Linked DNA regions of Homo sapiens: region 2 is linked to region 1. Evidence: chromatin loops called from intact Hi-C (ENCODE). Cell type or tissue: IMR-90. All regions are shown on one strand. Each heading gives the region's core, and the rest is flanking DNA. Links, peaks and the distances in the headings are about the cores only.

Region 1 (10,915 bases), core at 894-8,893:
TATCCTCATTTACAGTCCAGGAGCCTGAGTTTCGAAGTGAGTTGTTACTATTTGCTTCACACAGAGGCAGAAGCAACTTGAAGCCTGACTATTTGAATGCAATTCTAATTCTTTTTCCAGAGCACCAAGCCTGTTTTAGATTAAGAAAAAAATTCCAAGAAAAAAAGGAAAAAATTGGCTACCATTAGCTTTAGGTAGGTAACACACACACATATTCTCTCTCTCTGTCTCTCTCTCTCTCCTGCTCTTTCTTTCTGTCTCTCTCTCTCTCTCTCTCACACACACACACACACACACACACACACACACACACAAAGTGATAAAAAGGTCTCCTTTCTCTTTTCAGTCTTGAGAATAAATGACTGCATTTCCCCACTGGTACTCAGAAGTGATTTGCAATTGAGAATTCTTTTTTAAGGGCAGAGGGCTCTTTTGTATGACCTTATTTTCCTTGTAGTTCCAAACAAGTGGGCTAAGCATGCTCTATTATGTCCAGACTGGTGTTTATAGTCTCATCTTCAGATGATAGATGTTACTTTATAATGCTAAACCTGATATTACACAATTCTCAACCCCTCTTCCAAAGACTGGGCTGCGTATGCCAAAACTTTATGATGACAAATCATAGAATTGGAAGGAAAGAAATGTGATACTCAAACTCTACTAACTCAGATAATATACAGAAATATCTGTAAGCCAGTGGTACTCAGTCTTCATTGTTGAGAGGGAGGCGATTTTCTAAATAATGTTACAGAGAAAAGAATTTAACCCAAGAGCATGATAGCCCACCAAAAGAATTCTTCTCTGACTGAAGTATGAAGGGTCCTTCTTTTCTCTTGAATCATTATCTCAACACAAATCTTCTGTGCCTCCTTAGACACTGTGGCCACTGTCCACTTCTAGGACCTTCAACTACTCAACCACCATACCTGCCCAACACAGTTCAACTGGCTGGGACTAATCAGGGACTTACCTTAGAAGTCCCCTTAACTCTCCACCCCTCAACCACACACACACACACACACACACACACACACACACACACTGCCAAGCCACCTAGTACTCACCTAGAGGTTCTGGCTCTTCCCCTCATTTCCAGGCTTGGATGAAACAGGAACACTATACATACATCAGGTTTGGGGTTTGGGGTCCCATGTAGTTGGAGCAGTCATATGATATAAACTTGGAAATGTGAAGGAGTTAATTCCTAGTGGGACAAGTTTTGACCAATGAAAAACAGGCAATGGGAGGTAGGTGGGAAGATAAACTTCTCCTTTATTCTTCCCAGAGAATGCTAGAGGCATGGTCCCTCCCTGCATCCACTGCAAGATGTCCCACATGCCAAGGGAACAGACCTGCTGAGCCTCCCATGCCTCATCAGCCAATGGCTCATCCCGAAGCAGAAGCCAGTTGTGCAAGGCATGACTGTGCATTGTTTCCTATACTCACTTCCCTTTTTTCCTTTTTCTGCAGCTTCCCTGGCCTGGGCTTGTGCTTCCCAAATAAAATGTCAGTACTTTAATCCTTGCTTCAGGCTTTTTTTTTTTTTTCCGCTAGAAAACTAAATGAGAGCACGCCTGATGGGTTGGTGTCCTCACTTCCAGTCACCGCCCCCTTTCCAATGGAATCCGACACTGAAGCATAAGTTGAATGTGGCATTTCCCTTCAGCGGGCTCCCACTGTCTGTAAAATAGAGTCCATACTCTATCATCTGGTGTTAATAGCCCTCTAGATTTGGTCTCAAAGTAATTTTCTGATTTTAGTTCAGTGATTTTTTAAATTCATATACCATGTTCTCTAACTAAACTGAACTACTTGAACCTTTTTTTATTACCCCATGTTTTCTGACCTCCATGCCCTTAATTATGCTCTTTCCTCAATCTGAAATGTCTGCACTTACATCTCCTCTCTACATTTTAAATTCTGTCCATCAAGAGCAAGCTCAAATGTCATCTTCTCAGATTAATTACCAATTCCTTCCTCTCTGCTGCCAGCCCACAAAATTTAATAATCTATTTTTTTGGAACCCCCAAATCATCTTGTCTGTGCTTCTCTTGTGGTACTTCTTACTTTTTACCCTATGTTATAGTATTTTGCTGTATTTCTTCTCCCCAGTTAGACCATAAGCTCCTTGCAGGTACATCTGACTGATTCATCTTTGTTTCCCAGAGGCCTGGCATGGTAACTTGCACATAATTGGTGTTTAAGAAAATTTTATGAAACAAATAAACAGTGGTCAGGCACGGTACCTCATGTCTGTAATCTCAGCACTTTGGGAGGCTAAGGCAGGCAGATCATTTGAGTCCATGAGTTCGAGACCAGCCTGGGCAACATGGAGAAACTCTGTCTTTACACAAAATACAACAATTAGCCAGGCATGGTGGCGCATGCCTGTAGTCCCTGGTGCTTGGGAAGTTGAGGCAGGAGGATCATTTGAGCCCAGGCTGCAGAGGTTGCAGTGAGCCCAGATCGCACCATTGTACACCAGCCTGAGCGACAGAGTGAGACCCTATCTCAAAAGGAAAAAAGAAATAAACAGTGTGCTTTTATATAAAAGCCCAGGATTGTGGTTAAAAACTAATTAAATTAAATTAAATTAAGTATTTCTTATCTTAAACCCTAGATCCTTAGTTTTTCAGGGATATACAGGAAAAAAAAATGACCACAAGGATGCTTCTATTTGTAAGTTGAAAGGTCAGGAGATATTAATAGTTTGAATGCTGTGGCTTTCTGCCTGGGGCCATCAAACAGAACATGCTGTGCATTTTGCTGACCTTGGACAGTTGGCTAAGATGCAGTACTGAATGATCTAACTTCTTAAGAAGTGACTAATCTACAAGACTTCTGAATCATTGTTCCTTCCTGAAAATGGAGGAAAAGTTTGATAAAGAAAAATTCCAGTCTGAGAGGATTGTTACAGTTTTTTTACAACATTGTAAAGCCTAACAAACAACATAGCAAAAAAAAAAGTATATTCTATTTAAATTTATATTATTTATAGTCATTCTATATTAATCACTTCTAAGATAAATGAAATCTTCATGGAAACAGCAGGCAAAAACATTGGCTGATTATTTCTCTCGTATGAAATGCTAAACTATGAAATTCAAATATATTTGGAAAATTCAATCATATATTTATTTCTTAATAACAACTAATGAACTTATAGAGAAACTCATGTAAAAATTCAATAGCATTTGAAAGGTAAATAAACAGCACTAATGAGCTTTATTATAATACTTTCCCACTTATGATGTATGTTTGTGACTAACATCTGTTGGATAGTATTTGAGATTAGGAAAACTTATTTTATTAAAAAACAGGAAAATTTTACTTAATAAGTTAACATGGATGGGAAATCTATTTGTAAGAAGTTCCATTTGTGAAAAGGTATAAATATGTGGTCACACATAGTTATATTTTGTTGATAGAAATAGATTTTATTAGATCAATAGAATCAGGCAACAATGACGTGGTCAGCAAGACATTCTGAGAAGTAGCCATGATGAAGAGAAAGAAGTCATCAAGTTTTTCATCCTTACAACCACAAAAGAGAGAAGAATGGGGTTCAGTTGGGACAACAACAGAGGTCATATAGAAATGGCTGGGTTGGGGATCAAAGGACACGGTCAGCCTATGAACTCAGGAATTCCTTGGGTAGATCTCTATCTGTGGTTTGTCCTGAGGGCACCATCATGGCCAATATAAGTAAACCAGGTGTTTGTGGATCCATGTTGTCTCACCCGTCCTGTGTGTAAGTATCACTCACTGGCATGGAATACAGGAGGGCTATTCTTTACAGGGCTTTCGTGGGTTGGTTTCCAATGGGAATCACTGTGATAGTCACTACCCAGTGGTTCTCCTTGCTCCTTATTTCTGCTAAAAGGGGATGTGTTCTCTCAGAGAAGTCAGCAACTGACTAAACCAAGTGACCACAGTCTGGGGTAGGCTCACAAAGGCCCAGTTCTGATGAATGCCCCCATAAATAAAAGGGTTACACTTTTTGCTGGCATAATTCCAAGAACTTGTGCTTTATGGCTTCCTCTTAAACTAGTCAAAAGAAGCTGTTCCATGCTTTAATACCTATGTACTAAGCTGGTTTCCCAGCCACTGTTTTGCTTTTGTTTTTTCCCAGAAAACTCGGAGGCCCCAGAGTATATGTAACAGATTCAGTGCATCCTTGGAAGACCTTTTCTACCTTCCCGATTGTGACTTTTTTTCATAGCTTCTCTGCAGTGCTTACCATACAACCAAATTAGTTCACTGAATTGAGTATGCTCTGTGTGAGATGTGAGCAAAACAAAAGCTGCTGGGAACACAGTAAGTACAAAATAAGATGTGAAATCCTTCCACCCTTACAAACAAACAAGACCCAAAACTAGGATCTTGGGTTTGATATTTTGTGGCTCTTTTAAAATTCCAAAATATTCCTTTTGCGTTAAATAGGGACAGTGTAATGCTCAAAATTGGGTTAAAGATCAAGGATTCCAAGTAAATCCAAAATAAAGATGATTGAAAAGAGCTAAAGAATTGTTGGGCTGCAGCAGCCAGGCAATTTTGGTGAATTTCCAGGAATTCCAACTTTTTGGTTGGGTTTGTTTTGTTAATAATATACCCCTTATAGCAGAAAAACTTAGGTCCAAAAGCACAACTCACAAACAAGACCTTCAGTGTAATGTTTTTATTCTTCCCAGAGGAGCAAGATTGCTGAGAGCCTATCCACTTGGCCACTTAAAAACTAGTCACCATGCAGAAAGTGCATTCTTAGAATGCCTCATGGAGTGACTCTTCTGTCTATGAGGTGTTTTTATCTTGTATGGACTTTAGTTTGGGATGCAAGTAGTCAGGAATGTCTAAGTCTACATTCTCCACAGAGTCCATCTGGTCCCCTAGAGAACAGTGAGAATTAAATATTAAACCATGGTAATAACGCTAATCTCAATGACGAATATCTGCAGTTTAATGTTTAATCCTTACTGTGCTCTAGGGCGTTTGACTCCAAATACCTGTCTGATAATGGTTAAGTGGGCAACCCCACAGTTACCTGCTCCTTTAGTTGTAATACCTTCCAATTTTATAGCTCTTAGAGTAACACTTTCATTGTAATAATCTCATGTAATCCCCATAACAACCCTGTGTGTTATGTATTATTATCATATTTCACAAATGAGGTCTATGAGATTAGGTGACTTTCCTAAATCTTACAGCTAAGTAAGTGTCAGAACTGATACTGGAACGATAACATACAACTCCAAGTCCCAGCACTTGCTACAGCCACAGTTACCTTCCAGGTAATTATTAATACTTTCAAGATACATTCTCAAAGGAACACTTTAAGAAAAGTTTTATCTATCATCACAAATTAAAGGGACTTTGGTACCTAAGACAGGTCAACCATTGTTTGGTGCTGAACGCCCTAGAATTTAATGTCGTATGATCTACCAGATTGTAAAGGAAACTGAAAAGATGGAGGAGGAGCGGTATAATTAAGGAAAAACCAAGCAGTAGATTTTTACTGCTCAGTTTTATTTTTAAAAAGCTAAATATTTAAGGTTATTTAAAGTCATTTTGAAGCTGATACCATGGTTTCAATACAATGTTTAAATGAGGCCTTTTAGGGCTATGCAAGTTGTTGGAACTATGGACCCTTTTCCACCAGCAGGGGGCAGTAGGCATTTCCCCATCGGTGTCCTCCTGTTGTATTAAGAGCCCCATGCCTGGCTCCCCACCACCACCCTGGGTGAGGAGTCTGAGGATAGCAGAATAGAGTGTGCTGACTTGGTTTAATTCCTGAAAGTCTCGAGCTCTAACACTCTCTAGTAGAATGCATCAAGGTATTGGGTTTCTCTACAAATTTTATATAAATTCCAGGAATTGGGAAGAAAAAATTCAAGGGTGTGCAATGAACTTTCGTTATTCAAGATCAGAATAAGCTGCTAAAATATTTTTGTTAATTGTTGGAAGTCCAATTTGTACTTATCTTTAATGGACAAGGAATGCCAGAGCCTGCCAGGGACATTGATGGTAATAGTCAGCTCACTTTCTATCTTTCATTTTTTTTTGAGACTGAGTGTCACTCTTGTTGCCCAGGCTGGAGTGCAATGGTGCGATCTCGGCTCACCACAACCTCTGCCTCCTGGGTTCAAGCGATTCTCCTGCCTCAGCCTCCTGAGTAGCTGGGATTACAGGCATGCGCCACCACCCCTGACTAATTTTGTATTTCTAGTAGAGTCAGAGTTTCTCCATGTTGGTCAGGTTGGTCTCGAACTCCCAGCCTCAGGTGATCTGTCCGCCTCGGCCTCCCAAAGTGCTGAGATTACAGGCTTGAGCTACAGAACGCGGCCTAGTCTGCTCACTTTCTAGAGAGAATCCTTTTCCCTCTACTCTACGAAAAGGGCTGAATAAAGAATATCACAAATTTATATCATCCTGGGCAGTTGAGTTGCAAGTCAGTTATGTCCAGGCCAGCAAAATGGCCGAATGCCTGGATAGTATGATTATTATGAATAGTGGTAAAGCCTGAGGAATGTAAGAAACAGAGATACCCCTAAAAGAGAAGCAAGGTGCACACAAAGTCCCCATAGAACCTGTGAGAATGACCTCTAGGGAATCTTGACCTTTCCTCTTCATCTCCAGTGCCCAACCCTTTCCATTTTCTCTCTCCCTAGACACAATCAGGCTGTAAAACGAAATCTGTCAGAAAGCACTGATGTATTTTAAGCTTGTAGAGGAATTTCAAGGAGAAAGAGACTCATACCTCAGGGCCCCTGGGTCTCAGGCTATGAGCTGATCCTGAAGCCAGAACCTGGTAACCCACCTAGGTAAAACAAACCTTGTTACCTTCCTAGGTTCGGTAATTGGGTCTACAAAATAAACTGATAGGCCGGGCGCGGTGGCTCACGCCTGTAATCCCAGCACTTTGGAAGGCGGAGGCGGGCGGATCACGAGGTCAGGAGATGGAGACCACCCTGTCTAACACGGTGAAATCCCATCTCTACTAAAAATACAAAAAATCAGCCGGGCGTGGTGGGGGGCCCCTGTAGTCCCAGCTACTCAGGAGGCTGAGGCAGGAGAATGTTGTGAACCCCGGGAGGCGGAGCTTGCAGTGAGCCGAGATCGCGCCACTGCACTCCAGCCTGGGTGACAGAGCGAGACTCTGTCTCAAAAAAAAAATAAAAATAAATAAATAAACTGATAACAGGGATATTAACGACACAAAAAACAAAATTTTCACTGTAATTTTTAATATTTTAAAATATGATCTAAAGTTTTAAGTAATAAATTATTTTTAACGTATTTTGTAATATTACATGCACAGAGACATCACAGGAAAAATGTGAATACACAAGTGGGGATGTTTGAGAGCTTATATACACTGTCATAAGAGGAGAAGTGGAGAGAGGTTGTAGACCACTTAGGGAAGAGTCAATGAATTTTAGGAAAGATTAATGGACCCTTAGAAGAAGAGATGAGAGATATAACAGTTTGTGACAAAGTGTGTCTGGGTGTGGTGTCAACCTCTGGTCTCCTCTCTTGTGATTAAGAATCAATCTTTCCTGGTTGATGAAACTCCTGGGGAAGGAATTTATGACAATTGAGTTCCTCTTGGAGGATCTGTCTTTAGGCAGGTAATAAGAGCTTAGAGAAAGCTTCTTGCATTTGCTGTTTTTCAAGTGCCTTAAGCTCAAAATAATCAACATACCAAAGTGGCATATTTTGGGGTGCCATGTCCTGAACTCCTTCAACCTAATTCAAAAAGAAGTCTCAGCTACTGCCACAGTGGGATTTTAAATTGAAATGTGAACGTGCCTGAAGATATGTCCCTGTGTTAGTCAGCATGGGCTGCCATAACAAAATACCACAGACTGCATGGCTTAAACAGCAGAAATGTATTTCTCACAGTGCTGGAGGCTAGGAAGTTCAACATCAAGGTGCTAGAAAGATAGGTTTCATTCTCAGGCCTCTTCTTTTGGCTTGTAGGTGGCAACCTTCTTGCTTTGTGCTCACATGTCCTTTTTGTGCAAGGAGAGAGCAAGATTTCTGGCGTCTCTTTTCATAAGGATGCTAATCCTGTCATATCAGAGCCCCACCCTTGTCACGTCACATAGCCTTTGTTACCTCCTTACAGATCTTATTTTCAAATCACCTTAAGGCAAGGGTGCCCAATCTTTTGGCTTCCCTGTGCCACATTGGAAGAATTGTCTTGGCCCACTCAAAAGATATACTAACACTAACAATAGCTGATGAGCTAAAACTTAAAAAATCACCAAAGAAAATATCATACTTTTTTTTGTTTGCTTTTTTTTTTTTTTGAGACAGGGTCTTGCTCTGTAGCCCAGGCTGTAGTGCAGTGTCGCCATCTTGGCTCACTGCAATCTCGGCCTTCCAGGTTCAAGCAATTCTCCTGCCTCAGCCACCCAAGTAGCTGGGATTATAGGCATGTGCAGCAACACCCGGCTAATTTTTGTGTTTTTAGTAGAGACAGGGTTTCACCATGTTGGCCTGGCTGGTCTTGAACCCCTGACCTCAAGTGATCCACCCACCTCAGCCTCCCACAGTGTTAGGATTACAAGCATGAGACACCATGCCGACCTCATAGTGTTTTACAAATTTGTGTTGGGCCCCATTCAAAGCCATCCTGGGCCGCATGCAGCCTACGGGCCGTGGGTTGGACAAGCTTGCCTTAAGGGTTAAGGTTCAACATACGAATTTGGAAGGTGGAGGCATGGGGGAACACAACTCAGTCCTTAGTAGCATAGAAGTCCCCTTTCCCCATTCTTTGGGGTCAATATGCCCTAATCTCAGATGTGACCAGACCTTTTAGCAGACTTATCTAAAAGCATGAGAAAAATAAAAAGTAGTGCTTCCTCATCTGAAAGGTTACAGGCCCTCTCAAGTGAATGCTGATGAGGAGGATGTGTGGCCTTGGACTTCTGGACTCTATAAAAGGCCAGAATTATTACAGAGTGGCAGTTTAAAAATGCATCTTAAAGAACAGCAAATGTGTTCCATTTGGGGGGTAATTTTAATATTTGGATAGGCATTAGTACTATGTATTGGGTGTAATTTCAAACAAAAATAGTTTCATCAATGTGCCACATTTGACATTTAATATTATTCTGTCTCTGGGAACTGGATTCTCAGTTTTACAGATCCCTCTGCAAAGTCCATGCCCCCTAGCTACCCACAGCGTGACACTAGCTCTCTACTGTCTAGCTATGTCAGCATCACAGTGAGAATGCCCTAGCATCCAAACCATTATGGGTAAAGGAGATTTTGGAAATCAGCTAGCCACAGCAAGGGAAGCAATTGAAGTCATTAACTTGTTTTCTTCCAGCACAGAAAAGGGCATTTTCTTTGTCCTCAATTGACCAAAAAAATGCTTTTAAACACTCAAGGGGAAGTAGTTTGCAAATGGCGAGCATGTTAATGGTAGTTATCAATTTGACTCCCATTTCCCAGGCTGGAGAAGCCTGTGTGTGCAGTCCCTCAACACTGCCTTCTGAAGGCGCACCTCCTGCAGAGGTGTTGACGGGAAAGACGAGGAAGAGGGGATAATGTGACCTGCTTTCACCAGGAAGCTTCAGATCATTTCCCTTTGTCTCTGTGCCCCTTTGGGAGATTTTGATCCAATTTGCTGTGGTGAGAAGAAGCTCTCAACATTACAAGGGGGAAAAAAACCCAAAACTTTCATTTTCCTCCTAAGAAATGAAATTTTATTTCTGGATGACAAGGGCTTTGGAAGGCCATGGTGTGGTAAATGAGTGATCCTTTCATAGCTGTTGAACATCAGTAGACCACACATCCAAAGTATAGAGGCAGCTCTTAAAATACCAGCCAAAGGAAGAAATTTAGAGAGCAGAATGTCTTTAAGGAACTATGTGAATGTTATTGATTCTTTCAAATAATGGTGTAACCTCTGTGATAGAGCAACAATCTTCATGAGCTGTATTTATAAGGAACTGAGTTCATGAAGACAGCACAGGGGGGTCTGGCGATGCAGGGCCCTTTGTTAGCCATTGTTCTATTATTAGTATTGTTAGCATTGCCCTGCACAAGTTATCCACTTTTTCTCCAGTCCCCTGGATATTCAGCAGAAATGCTTTAAGAATGCCTGTAACTTACTCTCCTGCCTGGCATCACCCAGGAGTTCAGGAGTGCAGTGACAGGAGGTTAACTGAGCTCTTGAAGAAAGATGCTGTGGACAGAGAGGTATAAGTCAGAGGAGTGACACTTTCCTTGATGATAGGAAAGAAGAAAGCTGAAATCCCAAGTTGCTCTCTGACATTTGCCATCCACATAAATTGATGAGAGAGTTCGTTATTAAGGGCCTTTTTGTTTAATTAGAAATCAAACCAAAAGACCCTGCTGTCATAATTTATTCTCTTGCGAAATTATGTGATCAGAGGTTCCGGCCATAACCACAGAGGAATTGGAGGTTGGTAAATGACGCTCTGAATCAAAGCTTCAAAGACATAGGAGGGGCAGAGGGAAAAAGAAATGTATCATTAATAAACAGGGTGAGCAAGTGGGCAAACATTCACCTATGATGTCACCTGCTTCTATATGATGAAATATTACGCAGCCAGTTTCAGAACACTGTGCATCCCATTTTTCATTACTTCAACAATGTGAGATACTAAATTAATGTCAATTTTTTTAATACTTAAACTAAACAAAAGCCCAATTCAATCTATCACAAGCCATAGATGAATGAACTGCATAGTATGGATGTACCACGGTTTCCTCAACTACTCCCTTATCATTGGGCACCAAGACGGGTCCCTCTTCTAGAAACAATGCTGCAACGAACATCCTTGTTCATGGAATCTTACATATTATAACTTTTATTTCTTTTTTAAAAAAGTGTCAATATTTCAAACATAGAGGAAAGAACAGATGATAACTGAAAAAC
Region 2 (10,915 bases), core at 1,022-9,021, 220 kb before region 1:
TTGTTCACTTCCCACCTGTGAGTGAGAACATGCAGTGTTTGGTTTTTTGTCCTTGTGATAGTTTGCTGAGAATGATGGTTTCCAGCTTCATCCATGCCCCTACAAAGGACATGAACTCATCGTTTTTTATGGCTGCATAGTATTCCATGGTGTATATGTGCCACATTTTCTTAATCCAGTCTATCATTGATGGACATTTGGGTTGGTTCCAAGTCTTTGCTATTGTGAATAAGTGCCGCAATAAACATACGTGTGCATGTGTCTTTATAGCAGCATGATTTATAATCCCTTGGGTATATACCCAGTAATGGGATGGCTGGATCAAATAGTATTTCTAGTTCTAGATCCTGGAGGAATCACCACACTGTCTTCCACAATGGTTGAACTAGTTTACAGTCCCACCAACAGTATAAAAGTGTTCCTATTTCTCCACATCCTCTCCAGCACCTGTTGTTTCCTGACTTTTTAATGATTGCCATTCTAACTGGTGTGAGATGGTATCTCATTGTGGTTTTGATTTGCATTTCTCTGATTGGCAGTGATGATGAGCATTTTTTCATGTGTCTGTTGGCTGCATAAATGTCTTCTTTTGAGAAGTGTCTGTTCATATACTTCGCCCACTTTTTGATGGGGTTGTTTGTTTTTTTCTTGTAAATTTGTTTGAGTTCATTGTAGATTCTGGATATTAGCCCTTTGTCAGATGAGTAGATTGCAAAAATTTTCTCCCATTCTGTAGGTTGCCTGTTCACTCTGAGGGTAGTTTCTTTTGCTGTGCAGAAGCTCTTTAGTTTAATGAGATCCCATTTGTCAATTTTGGCTTTTGTTGCCATTGCTTTTGGTGTTTTAGACATGAAGTCCTTGCCCATGCCTATGTCCTGAATGGTATTGCCTAGGTTTTCTTCTAGGGTTTTTATGGTTTTAGGTCTAATATTTAAGTCTTTAATCCATCTTGAATTAATTTTTGTATAAGGTGTAAGGAAGGGATCCAGTTTCAGCTTTCTACATATGGCTAGCCAGTTTTCCCAGCACCAGCACCATTTATTAATTAGGGAATCCTTTCCCCATTTCTTGTTTTTGTCAGGTTTGTCAAAGCTCAGTGAGTCCTCTGCAACCATGACACTTAGTTGCTGGCTGACTTTGGGCAAGTATTAAATAGGGATAATGATGATGGGAATGACGATGATGATGATGGTGAAAAAGTAGCTTGGGTTTTTGTGAGGTTAAATTTAAAAGTGCCTATCAAAATGCCTGGCAACATAGTAAGTCCCAGACTTTCTCTCCCAAACCCCTACATGTGATAAGAAAAAACAGATTAGTATTAGGATTGTTTCTACACTTTAAGGGAACATGTAAACTATAGCCTGTGCTGTATCAGAAGGACAGTGAATACCATGTAGTGCTCTGGTTTTGAGTAGTTCATACTTCACATTCTCACTGCCCTTGAGAGCTTGGTTTATACTATGTCAACTCACACGTGTTTAGCTCTTATGTCACATTATAATTGCTCTCAGATAGTTTTGATGGACATTTTGCCTACCCAGTCAGATGATAAACTACACAAAGGCAGGGATACCTTCCATTAACTTTGAATCATCCATAGTTCCTGGAACAGGGTTCTGTAGATGAAACATTTCTATTCTTAGTGATAACAGCTTGAAATGAAACATTTACTTATTCTTCTTATTGGTTGAAGGGATAGAACGTGAATAAAACAGAGCTTAGGGGTTTTGGAGAATGTGATTACCAACTCAAATATCCAACAAGATGTTTCTTAGCAGTTGTCTGGATGACAACATGATGATCCTGATTTATTATTGCTTTGCTTTAAATACCACTTAGGAGATAATAGCAATTTACTGTTGGCTCTGGTTTCCTATTCATCCCTTCACTGGTCTTGGGTAATGTTATTGTCATACACAAAAATTGCAATATGTAAAACATGCATAGTTTCTATTTTATTCATAAGATCCATTAGGGCAAGAACCTTGCCTTAGTAGCTTTCATATTTCCAGTGCCTAGACTAGTGCCTGACACATTATAAGCACTCAGAATAAATTATGTTGGATGACTCTTCATACTTATACGTAATGCTAAGTAAGGCTATAGGCGAGTACTTTGGGGTGCTGAGAGTGTGCTGGTTTTCAAAATAGAACATTAGTTTTTCTCAGACTTCTGAGAGTTTGTGGTCTTCTAGGTATTCTAGGTATTTGACCACAAATAATCTATGATCATTTTATGTTATGAAATTCACCAAATATCTTCTATTTTTTTTTTTTTTTTTTTTGGAGACAGAGTCTCACTGCGATGCCCAGGCTGGAGTGTAGTGGCGTGATCTTGGCTCACTGCAACCTCCACCTCCTGAGTTCAAGCAATTCTCATGCCTCAGCCTCCTAAGTAGCTGGGATTACAGGCACCCGCCACCACACCCAGCTAATTTTTGTATTTTTAGTAGAGACAGGGTTTCACCATGTTGGCTAGGCTTGTCTTGAACTTCTGACATCAAGAGATCTGCCTGCCTTGGCCTCCTAAAGTGCTGGGATTACAGGCATGAACCACTGCACCCAGCCCCCTATTTTTAAGTTTCTCTGAAATTTTACTGAAAGAGTTAACTTATTTAGTTATAGAACAATTAAGTTAGATCTAATATTTGATAATTCAAGCAGTGTACACATGCATATATTGATAAGTATGTTTTACTCAAAAATATTTTCACTGTGGAATATCCTAGAATTGCATCACATTAAAAAAATTATTTAACTGACAAATGATTTTTTATTGTAGTAAAATTCAGTTAGTATAAAATTTACCATTTAAATCATTTTTTTCCCTACTGCCTGTAAAATTGCAGAGTCATCTTTTTTTGTTGTTGTTGTCCTTTTAAAAAAAAAAAAACCAGGGTCTTACTCTGTTGCCCAGGCCTGAGTGCAGTGGCACAAACAGAGCTCACTGCAGCCTTGACCTCCTGGTTTCAAGCCTCTGCTTCTCAAGTAGCCGGGACTACAGGTGTGTGGCACCATGCCCGGCTGTTTTTTATTTTTTATTTTCTTTGTAGAGATTAGGTCTCTCTATGTTGGTCAGGTTGGTCTTGGACTCCTGGACTCAAGTGATCCTCCTGCCTCAATCTTTCAAAGCGCTCAGGCTACAGGTGTAAGCCACTGTGCCCAGCTTAGATTAAGCATTTTTAAAGCATACAATTCATTGGTATTTAGGACGTTCACATGGTTGTGCAACTACCACCACTATCTAGCTCCAGAACATTTTCATCACCCCAGATGGAAACAGGAGACAATAAGCAGCCACTCCCCATCCTCCCCTACCCACAGCTCCTGGAAACTACTAATCTGTTTTCTGTCCCTATAGATTTGCCTATTCTTGGATATTTCATATAAATGGTATCATACCATTTACAGTCACAAAGCCTTTTGTGACTGGCTTTTTTAACTTAACATGATGTTTTCAAGGTTCATGGATGCTGAGGCATGTCTCAGGACTTCTTTCTATTTTAAGGCTGAAAAATATTCTATTGGATGGTTATACCATGTTTATTTGTTCATTCATGAATTGATGGACATTTGTGTTTTTTTCTGTCTTTTGGCTAGTAGAAATAGTGCTGCTGTGAACACTGGTGTACAAGCATCTGCTTGACTCCCTGTTTTCAATTATTTTGGGCATATACCTAGGAATGAAATTGCTGAGTCATATGGTATTTTATGTTTGACTTATTGAGGAATCACCAAAAGGCTGCACACTTTACATTCCCACCAGCAATGTATGAGAGTTCTGATTTCTCCATATACTCATCAGCATTTACTGTTTTCTGTTTTTTTTTAATTATAGCCAATCTACAAATGATTTTAAACTTTGTTACAAATTCTTATCCCTCTGTGGGAGCATATTTATAACCCCACATTGCATATTTCTGGGACAGTTTTGATGTTTGATCTGCTTGTTCTCCGGGCAGAGGGAGTGTGATTTCTGTAATGCTAACTGTGCTCTCCAGCCGCCCGGCATTGTGTTGTTTGGGTGTCTGGGAGTGTCAGACTTGGAATGTTACTGTTGATTGCTGTGGACAGTTTTCATCTCTGAAGGGAAGATATACAGGTTTGGGGCTAGAGTGAAGACTGTTCTTGGAGATATTTTTAACCACGTCCAAATAACTCCATGCCAACAAATATAAAATGAGTAATCATTCTTTTTGTTTTGATGTCAAAAAGAATACATTTGTAATAACTCCACTCTTTTTCTAAAAAGGAGTAGTGTCTTCTTCTGTCAGAAAATGATTTTAGATTACAGTATTTGGCAAGTTTTAGAGCTTCACTGTCTATTTTATGATAGTATAAACGTTTTCTTCTTTGAAAGACAAATTTACACAATAAGATATGTAAGAAGTAGAGTAAAGCAGCAATGTTTAAATACATTGTTATGTTCAGGTTTTAGATCCTGACCTGAATTTTAGAATAAATATACAAAAAAGGTGTTTTTTTAAGTTCATCTAGGGGTGATTGAGGCTACAAAATTTATGCCATGTTTTCAACTGTCAAGGCTGCTTTTAGAATCCAGAGGAGGCCTGTAAGTACAAAGATGTAGAGATGAATAAAGAAAGACAGTGGCCCATTCTTTCTGTTTTTTCACAGTCTCCCTTAGGGTGTGAGTTAGGTGCTTATGTGCAATTAAAAAAAAATTATTGATTGGCCGGGTGCGGTGGCTCACGCCTGTAATCCCAACACTTTGGGAGGCTGAGGTGGGCGGATCACCTGAGGTCAGGAGTTCGAGACCAGCCTGACCAGTATGATGAAATCCCATCTCTACTAAAAATACAAAAATTAGCTGGGCATGGTGGCATGCGCCTGTAATCCCAGCTACTCGGGAGGCTGAGACAGGAGAATCGCTTGAACCCGGGAGGCGGAGGTTGCAGTGAGCTGAGATGGTGCCATTGCACTCCAGCCTGGACAACAAGAGCGAAACTCTGTCTCAAAAAAAAAAATTATTGATTGATTAGGGATGTGGGTTAAATGGTAGGCTGGTAGGCTGCTATTAACTTTCTCATGTACTTCCCCAAAGAAGCCCATGAGGTAGAAACACAAATGTATGGATATCATTTTAACACTATACTATACTATTTGGGAAACATTTTAGTTTTATTGGGAGGGAAACATTTATTAGTATCTCAAAAGATGCCAGTCTTCAAAGTACTCTCCTACCTGTGACAGGAACCATTACATAAGAAAATTAACGAAAGACCTGTAGAGAATAAAAGGTAAAGAAATACTGTATCTAATAGTTTCTAGCATATAAACACTGGATTTTAGGTAGCATTATTGTACAATGATGTGCATAGTAGGCTTTCAAAAAGCGTTTGTAGAATTAATGAAGGAAATGAATAATTCATTAATGAATAATGAAGAAAGAAAAAAATTGTATAAACTGAACTGAACTGAAATATTTAACTTAAAGGACCAAATAATCTAAAGAGGAATCTTTATTTGTTTCTGCTCCCAAAGAGCTCATGTTTTGTATTTAGTTATAGTTCAACAATGTTTATTTAATGCCTTCTACATGCGAGGCACTGAGATGACGTAAGGAGGTTAGATAGGGGATGAGCGGAATGTAAACAAAGATGTGTAGTAATAGAAGTACTTCAAAGGTCAGAACAGACAGGATGATGAAAGAGGAGGAAGACATTAACTCTGCCAATGGTGGCATATTAGAAGAAATTAACAAAAGAATTGAGCTCAGTTTTGAAGGTAAATGCTGGTTTATCAGGATGACAATGGGCATGGAAATTCTGGGTAGCAGGAACAACATTGATAGTGACAGGAGGCAGTCAGATGCCTAGGCAGATAGGGGTGAGTCCCCAGCAAAATCCCACCTCCAAGTCGAAGACCATGTAAAGCCTGAAAGCCAAGTTACAAGTTAAATGCTGGGACCAGATTGAGAACCTGTCTTCCCATTTGGTGTGCTTTCCTCTGATTGGTCTCTGCCTTTCACCCATTTTACATATACCTACCCTTTCCTAATTGGTTTTCTACATTGTGGTGCCCACCTTTGAGTGGTGTCTTTGCTTTAAACTTTTTTGCATACTCACAAACCAATCAGCATGCACTCCCCATTCTGAGTCCATAAAAAGCCCCAGACCCAATCACACAGGGAGAAACCACCCGACTGTGGGGGCGGGGGTACCTTCCTCCCACCCTGCATCCCCTCTCTTCTGAGAGCTGTTCTGTCACTCAATAAAATCCTCTGCTGTCATCACCCTTCAGTCATCAGTGTGATGTCATTTTTCTTGGTTGCTGGACAAGAGCTTAGGACCCACTGAGCACAGGTACTCTGAAAAGCTGTAGTACTGGCCCTTGCCCTTGCCAGCAGAGAGCAGCCACCCTGCACAATGGAGCAATGGACCGACTGAGCTGCTAACATGCTGCCATAAGGCTGCGGACAGTGGAACTACAAGAGCTAATTATCACACTAACACCTGCTCTGGGGCTTCAGGGTCAAGGGCATCCCTCCCTGGGCACTGCCCTATTCCCTTCGAGGTAACATGCCTGGCTTGGCCATGGGCCCTGCACAGAGCTTGCTCCTGTGTTGGTGGTCAGAGTGGCTGGCCAGGTTCCACACTTGCTCGCTCACATGCTCCCTCCTGCAAGGGGCTGAGCATGGCAGGCCAAGTAGAGGGGGCACCCCTGCTGCGAATCCAGCAAAGGGGCTGAAAAAAATCCTTCTTTGACATGGCTAAGATGTCGAGGCATGAACCAATGTAGTGTGCTCAGGAAATACAAATAATTTGGCACTGGTGGTTCTGAAACTGTAAGGTTTAAGGAGAAATAGGGAAATATGAGGCTGGAAAGATACTCCAGGCCTGTGTCATGGTGCCTTATATTCTATAATAAGGGTCTTGGGATTTATCTGGTAGTCACTGGAAAGCCATTCAATTGCTTTAAACAAAGGACTGACCACTGAGATTTGGAATTCTTGTTGAGATTTTTTTGTGGAGCAGTATTTCTCCCAAGAGCACATACATTAAAATCTTCTGTTGTGCCTGTTAAAAATTCAGAGCCCTGAACTCCATCCTGGTATAAAGCAAAAATAAAATTTTAATCCCCTTGACCATCCCAATGGCCCCTTCTCTTGGCAAGGGCATTCCAAAGTTAAATGGAAAAACTAGTTTTAGACCATGATGGGAAGGGGGTGTTGGAACTCCTTCCTTTTGGAATTACTGATAGAACAGACTTTTTAAGTCTGATAAGAAACATTTACAATCTATTCTCAAAGTCTGCTACCAGGAGGCTTCACCTGCATGATAAAACCTTGGTCTCCACAACTCCTTATCTTAACCCAGACAGTCCTAAGTTTTTAGACAATAACCTAACTGTTTCAATCCATGCCAATCAATAAGTCTTTAAATCTGCCTATGACTTGGAGGCCCTTCCTTCCAAGTAGTTGTCCTGCCTTTCTGGACCAAACGAATGTACATCCTATGTGTATCTGATAGATGTCTCATGTCTCCCTAAAATCTGTAAAACTAAGCTGTACCCCAACCACTTTGGGCACATGTTCTCAGGATCTCCTGAGGGTTGTGTCACAGGCCGTTGGTCACTCATATTTGGCTCAGAATAAATCTCTTCAAATATTTTACAGAGTTTGACTCTTTTTGTCAACACTGGGTTTACTGAATCAGAATCCTGGTGGAAAACTTTGGAATCTGTGTATTTAACCTTCCAAGAAGATCCCCTTGCACCCTGCAGTTTTGAACACATTGCTCTCAGGGGTACGGGGTTGAAAAGGTGGGCAAGACTGAATGCAGAGAGGTCATCTAGGAGGTGATGTCACTCCAAGTGAGAAAGTTTGAAGTAGTGTCAATGGGGATAGAAGATAGAATATGATAAGCTTGAGAGATATTTTGGGGATAAAATCACATGTAGTTGGTGCTTGGATAGACTGAGTGAAGAAGAAGGTTTCAAGCCAGGTTTCTGTCTTAATTGTCGGGTGGTGCATTAATAGTTATTATTAAAGTTTTAATAAGTTATACTTTTCCTTTTATATATAATTTAAAAAATTTGATACATTCCTAAATTTGATTATTGTTTCCTTTCAGGGCCAACTTGTTTTGTTGTTGAATTTTATGGTAGAAATAAAATGAAAAAATGTCACTTCATTAAAATCTGTTATACTCAACTTGTCAGGAAAACATTTATTTATTCAGTTGTAGATCCCAAAGTACCTATTTGTCAAAGTACCTAAAATGAATAAATAGCTTTATTTCTGATATCTCTGGAAGAAATTATACTTGCAAAACTTAAAGTCTAATTCAGCATCCAGCCAAAGTTATTGGAAGTATCAGCCAATGAGCTGGAGACACAGCAAGGCTTAGTAGATAGATCTTTCAAGTCAGGCAGAACCCAATAAAATTATTAAATATGTATATATGTCTCTGTCACTGTCCCTTTTCCATCTCTTCCTTTCTGGTCCTGTCCTGAAGAAGAGACTCCTACATACTACTTGTATCTATTGTTGCTACTAATTCTTGTTAACTGATGTGCTGACAAATAAGAACCAAACATAGAATTATTTTGGGAAGGTGGTGGATATTATAAAGCCCACCCATTTCTGCACTTCCCTACATTTCTCAGACTCCTGTGCAGTTAGGTTGGCCATGTGACTGATTTCTGGCTAATGGAATGTGGGTGGAAATGGTGTTCTCTACTTGTAAGCTTCTTGATCTTCCATGCTCTGAATCTGAAATATCCTGCATATCTACCATGCTCTCCTTATCTCATTCCTGGTCCTCTAAAATGGCTCCAGACATCTGCATCAGACTTTGCATGAGCAAGAAATACTTTTATCATGTTAGTCTGCTGAGATTCCAGCTTATTCTGTAACATAGCATTGCTGACTCTGATCAATGCATAGGGGTATTCTCAATTTTATGGGTGACTACTAACGGTATTTAAGTTAAAAATGGATGAAACTAGGCTGGGTGTGGTGGCTCATGCCTGTAATCCCAGCACTTTGGGAGGCCGAGGTGGGTGGATCACAAGGTCAGGAGTTCAAGACCAGCCTGGCCAATATGGCGAAACCCCGTCTGTACTAAAAAATACAAAAATTAGCCAGGCGTAGTGGTGAGCACCTGTAGTCCAAGCTACTTGGGAGGCTGAGGCAGGAGAATCGCTTGATCTCGGGAGGCGGAGGTTGCAGTGAGCCAAGATCGTGCCATTGCACTCCAGCCTGGGCAACAGAGTGAGACTCTGTCTCAAAAAAAAAAAAAAAAAAGGGTGAAACTAATGATGGAATGATACGCATTGAGGTGACTCTTTAGGGATAAAGGAGAACTCTTCTGGTACAGACTTAAGTTACATCATAAAGATACCCTCCTTGAGCCCTAAGGCTGTTTCTTGACATCAGAACTTATCTTTTATGTGCCTGGTCCTGCTCCCATCATGTTTTCAGTTTTTTTCTTTTTTTTCTTACTTACAGAGTGGGGTGATTAATACCCATGTGATGGAATTATTGTGGAGATTAAAAGAGGTGCCATATGTAAAATGTCTAGACCAGCGCCTAGCACATAGCAGGCGCCAGAGCCATCCTGGGAGAGCATCAGAAATGCGATCCCATAATTAACTTTGTAAACTTCTGATGTGATTCACAGATGGGTGTTATTTACATTAGTGACATCTAGTAGTTTTAAAGTTCTTACTTAAAATTTGAACTCTCTAAATTTCAGTGTCATAGGGCTCTGACTACTCTGCCCAAGTTGCTGCACTGATAAGTGTCCAATAAATGTTAGGTATCTATTGTTGTTTTCCTATTGTTCTTCAAAAGGAGGTGAAAGTAACATTGCCATTGTGGGGATTGTTTGTTCTACAGGCTTGGGCTGGGAAGGCCGGATCTCCATGGCCAGGCTGTTAGCTGGGCAGTGGTGTGCAACTGATTGGACTGGTGCCAGTCTGACTGACTCGTTTTAAAGGTCAGAACAACTAGACTGAACCATGGGCATAATAACTATATGTTCTAATCATGCTTATCCTCAAATTGTTTCTTTCTGTAAACAAAAGCAGGAAGAGCATCACATGGGGGTGGAATGGTGCATTTCGAAAGACCTGAGATCAGACCTCCATAGTTCCCAGCTTTGCTGCTGTGTGACAGTGCAGACTTATTTAACCTCTGTGGCTTCATTTCCTCACCTTTGAAATGAGAGCATTAGACTAGAGGATCTTAAGGGTCCTTTCTCTAACCTACCAGAACCTAAACATAGTTGAAGTTCCACATGACTCAGCCTCTGTGAAAGAATGAATTCAAAGGAATGGTCTGGTATCTAAATGGTAATTAGGATTCTTCAAATATTTTTGCAGTCTCTCAGTAAACTGCCAAAGTGGAGTGTGCATTTTTTTTTTTTGGAACGGAGTATTCTTTTTTAAAAAACAGCTTTATTGAGGCGTCATTTACATACCATACAATTCATCCATTTAAAGTATACAATTCGATGTTAGTGTGGGGTATGCATTCTTACTATAGAAAAAGCATCTTAAAATCTACTTTACTGTTATCTTCATTTTCTTCCATATGGATATCAGGTGATCCCCAAAGCTCTTAATCTCCAACTATTATCTCACAAACCCCAAACTCCCTGGCACCTATTCCACATGATTTTCTGGTCTCTCTCCCTCCTTCCTCTTGCTGCCTCTCTCAGCTCTTTAATATATACACAAACGGGGATTTCTCCACTCTTCTGTTTTCCCTCTATTTGCTCATTATTTAGATTCTGAGCAACAAATGAGAGTCCAAGAGCAACCTGAGCAGGTGAGACATTTTCCCTATTAGACATGAAAAAGAGGCATGGATGTGAAGTCCCACACCTAAATATTCTTTTAAATTTCTATTGCCCTATGGGCACACCGTGACTTACTCTTCCACTTGTTCT

The links. Hi-C counts contacts between places; a loop is a spot of excess contacts. Peaks named below come from ENCODE experiments on the same cell type or tissue, not always from the same donor. Only the 100,000 strongest peaks of a DNase experiment are listed, where the experiment ranks them.
Region 2: a loop joins it to region 1, with 3 times the contacts of the local background. A loop is called at or near these places in 2 of 110 quality-filtered maps.

Annotation. Positions count from the first base shown.
Region 1 is chr4:128,569,158-128,580,072 of GRCh38, forward strand. LINC03140 (long intergenic non-protein coding RNA 3140) reads right to left here and starts at 1,386. Exons shown (of 2, transcript XR_007058268.1): 1 at 1,068-1,386; 2 at 1-130. In IMR-90, for the core only: a CTCF peak has its summit at 5,665 (motif pointing right); DNase peaks (open chromatin) are centred at 1,394, 2,774, 4,764 and 5,664; H3K27ac peaks cover 2,287 bases.
Region 2 is chr4:128,344,419-128,355,333 of GRCh38, forward strand. No RefSeq gene overlaps it. Among named protein-coding and RNA genes, the nearest start is that of PGRMC2, 62 kb to the left of the region's middle. RefSeq lists enhancers at 5,434-6,012, 6,047-6,585. In IMR-90, for the core only: no CTCF peak of the experiment used is centred there; a DNase peak (open chromatin) is centred at 5,593; H3K27ac peaks cover 3,377 bases.